Linked DNA regions of Homo sapiens: region 2 is linked to region 1. Evidence: chromatin loops called from intact Hi-C (ENCODE). Cell type or tissue: heart right ventricle. All regions are shown on one strand. Each heading gives the region's core, and the rest is flanking DNA. Links, peaks and the distances in the headings are about the cores only. Region 1 has its middle 110 kb from the start of CT47B1. Region 2 holds the start of C1GALT1C1 (C1GALT1 specific chaperone 1).

What was found. A loop is a pair of places that touch in the nucleus more often than their neighbours do. Peaks named below come from ENCODE experiments on the same cell type or tissue, not always from the same donor. Only the 100,000 strongest peaks of a DNase experiment are listed, where the experiment ranks them.
Region 2: a loop joins it to region 1, with 3 times the contacts of the local background. A loop is called at or near these places in 5 of 110 quality-filtered maps.

Annotation. Positions count from the first base shown.
Region 1 is chrX:120,767,432-120,772,810 of GRCh38, reverse strand. No RefSeq gene overlaps it. Among named protein-coding and RNA genes, the nearest start is that of CT47B1, 110 kb to the left of the region's middle. In heart right ventricle, for the core only: a CTCF peak has its summit at 2,639 (motif pointing right); no DNase peak of the experiment used is centred there; H3K27ac peaks cover 2,213 bases.
Region 2 is chrX:120,627,759-120,633,137 of GRCh38, reverse strand. C1GALT1C1 (C1GALT1 specific chaperone 1) reads left to right here and starts at 3,084. Exons shown (of 2, transcript NM_001011551.3): 1 at 3,084-3,221. RefSeq lists a silencer at 2,847-3,116 and an enhancer at 2,776-3,703. In heart right ventricle, for the core only: no CTCF peak of the experiment used is centred there; a DNase peak (open chromatin) is centred at 2,987; H3K4me3 peaks cover 1,937 bases; H3K27ac peaks cover 2,085 bases.

The DNA of each region.
Region 1 (5,379 bases), core at 310-5,309:
CATCATTAACCCAACTCAGTTCTACTCTTCAGTCTGATTCTTTCTGTTATGTTACCAGATAGCAGATTTTTTTTGTGGAAGCAGAATGATATTAACATATTAATCATAATAGTTCCTATCCCATTATTTCCTGTTATCATTACTGTTTTCCCGTTCCTCCCACTCATACCAGAGGGCTCCTTGGGCGACAGAGAAAATGAAGCAGATGAGAAGCAAAATCATTATATGTTAGTGGGAATCCCTGTGCCCTACAAGCCTGAGCCAATTTCTTGGGGACAATCATAAAACCAAATGAATAGGCTGGGGGCGGGGTTCAAAAATAAACTGGACATGTGCCTAACTTCTTAGATGGAGCCCAGAGAAGTGGAAAGCCCTGCAGAGTTATCCCTCACCAATATGCAAAAGGAGCAATAGAGATGGTTGTGTCACATATCTATGCAAAGGAACTGAGATAGCCTCATGGAACTTCGCAACAGTGGTGTTAGGAGCAGTCAGATGTACCCCTCTGGGTACAGAGGAGCAAGGAAATAGCTGAGAGAGAGCTGAAATCAGGAAGACTTGGCGCTCAGGACAATAATCTAACAGTGGATGGCTTTCTACCACAGTAGAAAGTGAAAACACCACAAACATAGATGCCATCTGCAGCTGGGAAGGAGGAGGTTGGCACTCTGAATTCACTAAGGAAACCCTGAACTAACTGAAATTTAAAATGACGGAAATTAAGTTTCTGCCAACTGGCCAAATGGAAACTGAAAACAGATATAGGAAACAAATACGTTACATTTTATAATAAGTTACATAATATGGACTGAGATTCCTATCCAACTACATTTACTTCAAGTTGAGGCTCTTCGTGAAGGAAGAAATCTGATTGTGCCAGTTCATATTGCATGCTAGGCCATGGGGTCACTAGCCAGTGAGGAGATTACTGTCCTTGAAGTAGCAGGTGCTCATTCCTGATCCAATAAGGAGAAGCAGGTCTGAAATTATTAGTTGAGGCTGATTATTAGCAGATTGCTCTAAAAGAAATCTCAGTGGCTTAACACGAAATGGCTTAATGGTTTATTTCTCACACATGCTATAGTCTAATATGGAACATGGAGTGGCGTGGATGGCTTTGCACCATGCAGTCATTCACATATCCATGCTCTTTCCATCATGTGGCTTCTGCCATCTTTTAGGGTCTCTGGGTCTTCCACTGGATCCTCTTTTTCTGGCAGGTTCATGTGCCAGGCCTAGAAGTGGCACTCATCATTTTGGCTCACATTCCACTGACAAGAACTGTAATACAGCCCCATCTAGGAGCAAGGGGGCAGAGAAATGCCATCTGGTGGTATACTCAGGAAGAAGAGGAGAAGACAGACATTATTGAGCCCTACTTGTCTCAACCAGGGAAGTGAGGACTGAGGAAGGGTCAAGCTAGATGGCGGCAGTCATTTTCCTTTCCCCTCCCCAAAAGGTTCTGTACAATGCTTTTCACTAATGAGTAAAACTTAGAGAAGTTCCTGGAGTAACATCTGTTTTTAGAGCAGAAGTTTCCAGAATAGATAATTAATGCTATGGAAAAGATAGGAGGAAGTGAAGTTCCTCACATTAAAAGCTGCCTAACTGAAGCCTTCAGACACGAGGAAAAAAGCTTGAGAAAGTCACTCTGAAGACTATTATATAGGTTGATTATAGCCATAATGACCCATAAAGCTTGGAATTCCATACTGTGTCAGAGCCTCCAGGTATGGAGCATTCTTGAATCTAATTTGTATTCTAACCAAAAAGTAAAAGGCCAACCACCAACAAACCAACTAAAAACCCCACCCAGTTCTCTTGACACACTTTGCTCTTAAGGGAATATGGACAGAAACACTTAACTCAAAGTGAACCCCTTAACTCAAATTGAGCCCCTGAATTCCAATAATTTAATATCTGTTGGCTGTGTGTTACATTCCTAATAAATAGCTTACATTTCAAACTCTGTTTCAGCAACTACTTCCACAGAATCCATCCTACAACATCAGACCAGGTCAGTTCAGTGACAATGCCAAGTGTGTTTAGTGCAGAAAAAAGCAAGTGACTTCTGGGGCACTTGGTCAGGGCTCAGGGTCACTGCTTGAATGGTTGCCAAGAGACAGAAGTTTGATTTTCTCTGGCCACAAGTCTCTGGCACTGAGAACTACATAGATTTGTTGAGGGCCCTGAAACTGAAGACAAATCTGATGACAGAAAGACAGAAGAAGGAGACCTTATCCCTGGGAAGAACTATCCATCAATATAGAGACTTAGTTAAATGAATTAGGATGCACTGCTACACCAGAATGATCCACAGCCCTTAAAAAGAAAGAAACAAAAGTACATTTGCTGACATGGGAGAATGCCCAAAATATATGGTTATCTGAATTTTAGAAAGCAAGTTTTAGAAAAACTTTAGTAATATGATACCATTTTAAAATTAACACATTTTAAATAAATTGGAATTTTAAGAATTTGAAATATTGTGATATAAAATATTTTAGCTTCAGTATATGTACAACGTTTGAAATAATGCAAGTCCTCCCAAATTAAAATGTCACTAAGAATCACATAATTTCAAAGTTGGAAGTCTAAGTGAACTGTAAGTCATGTTTACACTATTGCCACATGGTGGCACCAGTTTAGCTGACAAACAGAAATTCTGCCCTTCCTTTGTCAAGGCTGGTTTTGAATTACGCAAATATCTAATTATGTGGTGCCCTCAGGAACACATTCCTTGCATAAAACACAGCTGACCTGAGTACTGGTAGGCAGAACATCTGGAGGAATAGGTACCAAACTTAACCGCGGTCATCTCTGGAGAGTGGAAGTGGGGAGGGTGACTGTTGCTTGTCCATGTTTATATACTTACAATTTTATTATTTTTATATTCAGTAAGAATGGGAAACAATTTCTGATTAAAATAAATGCCTTCTTTGGATTCTTAAGCAAAACCCCAAGTGTATTTCAAATGCCATGCAGATGGCAGACAACACACACTAGGCAAGGGAAGAGGCATGACATCCTTTGGCCAGACATCTGGTGCTCCATATGAAATAGAGTCAAAGCCAAAGGAATGGGAATGCCTCAGCCATTCCGGCCCTAGCGATGTCTCCATCATGTCCAGGGTTTTTTCCCGGGCTCCCTCAGCATAGCAGTCTTTAGCCCAGCAATCATGCACGTAACCACTGGGCAGCATGACCTTACCCCTCCCCCTAATTCTGATCCTGGAGCTTTCATCAGCCTCAAAGGGCCCAGTGCAGTGGCTCATGCCTGTAATTACAGCACTTTGGGAGGTCGAGGCAGGAAGAACACTTGAGGTCAGGAGTTCGAGACCAGCCTGGCCAACATGGTGAAACCCCATCTCTACTAAAAATATATAAATTAGCTGGGCATGATGGTGCACGCCTGTAGTCCCAGCTACTCGGGAGGCTGAGGCATGAGAATCCCTTGAACCCAGGAGGCGGAGGTTGCAGTGAGCCAAGACTGTGCCACTGCACTCCAGCCTGGGTGACAGAGTGAGACTCTGACTCAAAAAAATAGAAGTAATAAAATAAAATAAATTAATTAATTGATAATGCCAAGATTGAAAACTTTGGCAGCTCATAATTTTGCTGAAAGAAGAATGGCCATCGTCTTTGCTCAATAACTGCAAAATATTTTCATATTTAGATTCCCAAAAACCAATTCAGATGACTGATTCAATGATGTTTTGTTTTTCATTTCTACATCATCCTTTTCTTTCTAGTCATCTTTGGATACACATCTGCTTTCAGCATTTGTCCACTTATAAACTATATCAAGTAAATTTTCATGTAGAAACATAAAAGTCATACATCCTTTTAGCAAAACAGGATGGCTCAGGTTCCTGTAACCAAATATTGCCTGATGAAGTCCTTCCTGTTGAATGACTAACTGGATAAGAATGCCATATTTCCTTTTTGTACTTGGACATATACTATTCCCTCATAGGTTCTTAAGTTTGAAAAGTCGTATCTAAGATATTGACATCTGTAGACTCACAGTCTGAGATTTCACTTATATGAGCAATTTTACCATCACCATTAGTCTAGAGTGCTGTCGTGTGTTTTGATTCATCTAATTTATCTAATCTAATAATTGAGAAATGTCTGTTCTCTGGGAACAAGTTGCTTCACTGAGACCTAGCTTCTCTAAACTTGGAACCCTTAAATAATAATAATAATAACAAAAAATGACAAGCTGCTCCTTTTCAACCTTGAGTAGCTTCCCACTTTGGTAAGAATAAAGCCAGATTTCTTACAATGGTGTCTAAAGCCCTCACAGTCTGCCACCTCATATTCCTCTGACCTCTAACTCCTTCTGGTCTCACCCTCATTCACTCTGCTTCAGCCTTACCAGCTTCCATGCTGTGTCTCCAATACTCCAGGCATGTTCCTGATTCAGGACCTTTATACTTACTAGGCCCCCTGCCTGGAACACTATTCTCACAGACTGCTTATTACTTTCAAGGGAAAAAACTGTAAGCACACAGTAGAGAAATTGGAAAACACTTTTTGAAAAGATGGTCAACGTTAGCATTATCAAAGGGGCAGATGGATATCAAGGACCTCTGTGATGTACTGAGATGGACACAGCACCACTTATGTAGTTTTCCAAACAGGGACACATAACCTCAATCTAACCATGAGGAACCATCAAAAAACCCAAAATAAGGAGTGTCCAATTTTTTTTTTTTTTTGGAGACGGAGTCCCGCTCTATTGCCCAGGCTGGAGTGCAGTGGCGCCATCTCGGCTCACTGCAATCTCCACCTCCCAGGTTCAAGCAATTCTCCTGCCTCAGCCTCCCGAGTAGCTGGGACTACAGGTGCCCGCCACCATGCCCAGCTAATTTCTTTTGTATTTTAGTAGAGACGGGTTTTCACTGTGTTGCCCAGGCTGGTCTCGAACTCCTGAGCTCAGGCAATCCGCCCACCTCGGCCTCCCAAAGTGGTAGGATTACAGGTGTCAGCCACTGCGCCCAGCCTAGGAGTGTTCTATTATTTTAAAAAAAGATCTTATTCTTCAAAAGTATCAGTGTCATAAAAGGCAAAAGCTATGGAAATGTTCCAGATTAAAAGAGGTGAAAGAGACATAGCCAAAGGCAATACCTGACTCTAGATTGCATCCTATGCTGGAGGGGCAAATAATGCTAAGAAGAATACTATTTAGTAAATTGGAAACATTGCCATAGAGTCAGTAGATTAGATAAAATACTGTATCTGCATTACATTTACTGAAGTTGATAATTATACCATGCTTATGTAAGAGAATATCATTATTCTAAGGAAATACACATTGAAGTATTAAGAGTCCATGATGATATATACATTACTCTCATACAGTTCAGGAATATAT
Region 2 (5,379 bases), core at 218-5,217, 140 kb after region 1:
TTATTTGCTGGTCTTCAAATTCAAAATAGGTGCTTGTTTATAACCAGTGAAACAATGCAATACAAGGATGTATAAAGACAAAGCTAATCATCCCCACCTCAACCTCCTGATGTAATCAATATTAAGAGCTTGCTGAGTATTCTTCCATAACTCTCTTTGTTCATACGAACAGATCAAACCTATGTGCACGTTTGTTTCCACCAAAACATAATCATATAATATGCAGTATTCTGCAATTTGTTTCACTTAACTATATAGGTATATATACATACATACATATATATTTTATATAATATGTGAAATAGACTATATTACTTAACAAAATATAATGAAAATATTCCACGGTCTTAAATTCTTTTCCAGTTCTAAAATTCATTTTTTCTTTTCCAGCGGGCCCACTGTCAGAAATAAAATTCATTTTGGTATTCCTTTAGAAAACATACCACCATTATAATTATTTGTAATAAATTGTTTAATGTCTTTCTTCCCCACTTGACTGACAGCTCCATGAAGTCAGGGTACTTATTTTGCTCACCACTGTATCTCCAGATTTTAAGATAGTGTTGCCAGGATAGTAACTACCTACAATATATTTGTTCATTGTTTCAGAGTTCCCTGAAACCTTCAGTCTACTTAAACTAGGTCACTGACAACACTCAAATACATGTGTGTCTTTAGGAACTCAGGCCCGAGTAAGTCACCACTCAATTTTATCTTAATGGAACCTAGTAACAATACACTTTAAATAATTGTAAAAATTTGGGCTTTTTAGCAAAAAGCCTTCTGCCACAAAAATGAATTTTTTTTTTTTTTTTGAGATGGAGTCTTGCTCACTCTCCCAGGCTGGAGTGCAGTGGCACGATCTCGGCTCACTGCAACCTCCACCTCCCAGGTTCAAGCAATTCTTCTGCCTCAGCCTCCCGAGTAGCTGGGATTACAAGCATGAGCCACCACGCCCGACTAATTTTTATTTTATTTTATTTTATTTTATTTTATTTTATTTTATTTTTTTTTTTTGAGATGGAGTCTCGTTCTGTCGCCCAGGCTGGAGTGCAGTGGCGCTATCTGGGCTCACTGCAGGCTCTGCCCCGGGGTTCACGCCATTCTCCTGCCTCAGCCTCCCGAGTAGCTGGGACTACAGGCGCCCGCCACCTCGCCCGGCTAATTTTTTGTATTTTTAGTAGAGACGGGGTTTCACTGTGTTAGCCAGGATGGTCTCGATCTCCTGACCTCGTGATCCGCCCGCCTCGGAGTCTCGCTCTTTCGCCCAGGCCAGACTGCAGTGGCGCTATCTCGGCTCACTGCAAGCTCCGCCTCCCGGGTTCACGGCATTCTCCTGCCTCAGCCTCCCGAGTAGCTGGGACTACAGGCGCATGCCACCGCGCCCGGCTAATTTTTTGTATTTTTAGTAGAGACAGGGTTTCACCGTGTTAGCCAGGATGGTCTTGATCTCCTGACCTCAGGTGATCCACCTGCCTCGGCCTCCCACAGTTTTGGGATTACAGGCGTGAGCCACTGCGCCTGGCCAAAAATGAATTTTAAAAGACAGATCGGTGGCTCACACCTGTAATCCCAGCACTGTGGAAGGCCGAGGCGGGTGGAACACCTGAGGTCAGGAGTTCGAGACCAGCCTGGCCAACACGGCGAAACCCCGTCTCTACTAAAAAAAAAAATAATAATAACCAGACGTGGTGGCGCACACCTGTAATCCTAGCCACTAGGGAGGCTGAGGCAGGAGAATCACTTGAACCCGGGAGGCAGAGGCTGCAGTGAACCGAGATCCCGCCATTGCACTCCAGCCTGGGCAAAAAGAACGAAACTCGGTCTCAAAAAAAAAAAAAAAAAAAAGAGACACATCAAATATTTCGTGGAAAGAGAGCTCTGCACTCTTAATTAGAAGACCTGGGGGCCGTGCGCAGTGGCTCAAGCCTGTAATCCCAGCACTTTGGGAGGCCGAGGCGGGTGGATCACCTGAGGTCAGGAATTCAAGACCAGCCTGGCCAACCCCGTCTCTACTAATAATACAAAAATTAGCCGGGCGTGGTGGCGGGCGTCTGTAATCCCAGCTGCTAGGGAGGCTGAGGTAGAAGAATCGCTTGAACCCGGGAGGCAGAGGTTGCAGTGAGCCGAGATCGTGCCATTGCACTCCAGCCTGGGCAACAAGAGTGAAACTCCGTCTCAAAAAAAAAAAAAAAAGAGACCTGGATTCCAGTCCCACCTCTGCCATTAACTTGCTGTGTGGACTTTTGAAATTTCCTTATCCTTTTTAGGCCTGGTTCCTCAGCTGTAGTTCTAATATTCATTAATTCCACTAATATTTACTGTCCACTGCGTGCTGGCACTGTGGTTAAGTACTAGAAATACTGGGGTGAATAATAACAGCCAGTACTTTTTAGTAAATGCTTACTCTAGGCTTGAAATTTTGCTAAGGGAGTCATATGCACTATCTCATCTAATTTTCTATGAAATAGGCACTACTGTGACATTTTCTGTACTTTACAAATGAGGGAACTGAGGCACAGCGAGGTGAAATAACTTTCCTGGGATATCAAAAGGTGTGGTGAAGACAGGATTGGATTCCAGGCAGTGGGGCTTCAGATCTCATTCCAGTAATAATAGGAAACCGTTGGTGTCATAATTACGTGACTATTTCAGTGGCTTGCGTTTTGGTCTCAGCCCAGGAGTACTGGGGGGGTGGGCAATATGAGGGTTCAAGGACGCAGGGGTACATCAGAGAAACCATCAAGAGGTCTGATAAAAAGCGACACCGGGAGCAAGAATCTCTCGCTCTCGCAATTTCCATGCCAGGAAGGTGAAATGGGAGGTGTCAGCGAGTCGTACGCACGGCCTCTTCTCTGGACGCCCGTTGGGTAAAGGAGAGCGTCCGGGTCACGCAGGCCTATAGCAAGTCTCTGAACTCGGCAGGGGGCGGGGAGAAAGGGCACGCAGTGTGCGCGCAGCGGGCGCGCCGGCCCTTCCGACGCCTGCGCGGGCGGGCAAACGGACGGCTCCGCCCAGCCGCCGGCTCCTTTACCCCGCCCCACTACCCCCGCCTTCGCGGCGCTCGTTTCCTGGCGCTCCCCACCTTTAGCGAGACCAACGAGAGAACACCGCCTGCAGCTAGAACAGCCTGGTCAGGAGCGTAACGGAGTGGTGCGCCAACGTGAGAGGAAACCCGTGCGCGGCTGCGCTTTCCTGTCCCCAAGCCGTTCTAGACGCGGGTGAGTGGCGGGGCCTCGACCCCCACCCCAAGCGCACCCTGACTCCCCTCCCTCTCTTGGGGGAGGCCTGGGCCCCAGCCCTCTCCCAGCATGCTCCACGCGGGATGCTTGGGCAGGTGCAGCGGGAGGATTGTCAGCACAGGAGACCGAGAGTCTTCTTCCTGGGGGCGCTCTCTTGGTCCCTCAGAGGGATATCGAGGTTACCATGTCCTCCCTCTCACTTCTCTTCCCTATTTCGTCTTCGTTTTCCGTACTTCACCCCAACTACCTTCACCCAAAAAGGTTCATCTAAAAACCATTGGGGTAGTTTCTGTTTCATTTGTGCTCGTGTGCAGTTTTGTTTCCTTCTGCACAAAGTATCCTATCATATGCATCCCTAGTGTTATATTTTTTGCCTCTGTGATGGGGAAAAAATCTCCTTAGAATAATTTTTGCAAATTATTTTATTTAAAATGTGTAGACTTACTGAGTTTTGATCACTATTTTTGCAGCCAGGAGTAGGATCACCATCAGGAAGAATTCTGACACATATGCCATAATTGAGCAAAGAAACATGTGAATTATGTATTGGCCAGAAATAATGAAAACTGCGTGACATGAAATACAAAAATCCTATATAAATTAATCTTAGAGTGCACCTGACAATTCTTTTTCTTTTTTCTTTCTTTCTTTCTTTTTTTTTTTTGAAACAGAGTCTCGCTCTTGTTGCCCAGGCCGGAGTGCTGTGGTGCGATCTTGGCTCACTGCCTGCAACCTCCGCCTCCCGGGTTCAAGCAATTCTCCTGCCTCAGCCTCCTGAGTAGCTGGGATTACAGTCATATGCCACCATGCCCGGCTAATTTTTGTATTTTTAGTCGAGACAGGGTCTCACCATGTTGGCCAGGCTGGTCTTGAACTCCCTACCTCAGGTGATCCACCTGCCTCGGCCTCCCAAAGTGCTGGGATTACAGGCGTGAGCCACCGCACACAGCCGACAATTCTAATATTATGCCGAGCTTGTTTTCTGTCACTTCTCTTCTTGGAACTGTGTTTATTGACCAAGTTCTGTGAGTGACACAGGAAAGTCTTCCTGCCTCTTGCCCCACCCACCGCTCAGAAATTACATCTGCCAAGCTATTCCACACCTTGTCTTTCTGGTAGAAGTCAAAATTCCATTTCCTCTAGCAGAAAACCACAGGAGTGGTTTCCTTGTAGCAATATGGTGCTGTTGGGTGCAAAATATCAGTTATGGTCAACAGATCCCACTTTTTTCCCATTTGTATGAAAACAAGGATATTCAGTAACCCATTTATTAAACTCTAATGTGGTAGAAGCACTATGGCAATTATTCTTCTGTAATGGAAAAAAACCATTAAACTGATATTGAGAAATGTGGTTTCTAGTCCACTTATACCACTGTCTAACTGTGTGACTGAGTCAGTTATTTAACCTCTGTGGACTTCCATTTCCTCTCTGTAAAATGAGAGAAGTGACTGACATTGGGTAGTTTTCTAAGGCTCCTTTCAACCATAAGAGAAAACTGGGAAGTCTAAGTAGCTCAATAGATTGCTTTTTTCTGAAGATGGAGGGAAGATTGGAAAATTCAGCCTTTACTAGAATAAATGGTTAACATACAATTTTTTTCAACAAGTTTATTTAATGTCAGCTTTTAATTTCTTTTATTTATTTATTTTTTCTGAGACAGAGTCTCACTCTGATGCCCTGGCTGGAGTGCCGTGGTGAGATCACAGCTCACTACAGCCTCCGCTTCCCAAGTTCAAGAGACTCTTGTGCCTCAGCCTCCCGAGTAGCTGGGATTACAGGCACCCACCACCACGTCTGGCTAATTTTTTGGATTTTGGGTAGAGACAAGGTTTCACCATGTTGCCCAGGCTGGTCTCGAACTCCTGAACTCAAGGGATCCACCCACCTCAGCCTCCCAAAGTGCTGAGATAACAGCCATGAGCCACTGCACCTGCCTCTTAATTTCTAATTGAAATAAAAGTGTAAATTTTTCCATTTTTACTTCCCCAAAGAAGAAGAAAATTCCTTTTGAGGAAATGAAAATGTTTATTAATGGGCCCCAGATATATCTATCAATATTCCTTTTTGATCCAAAAGATGTAACTTTTTATTATGGGCTTCTATTACATCAATAGTTGGGATACTGTATTGGAAA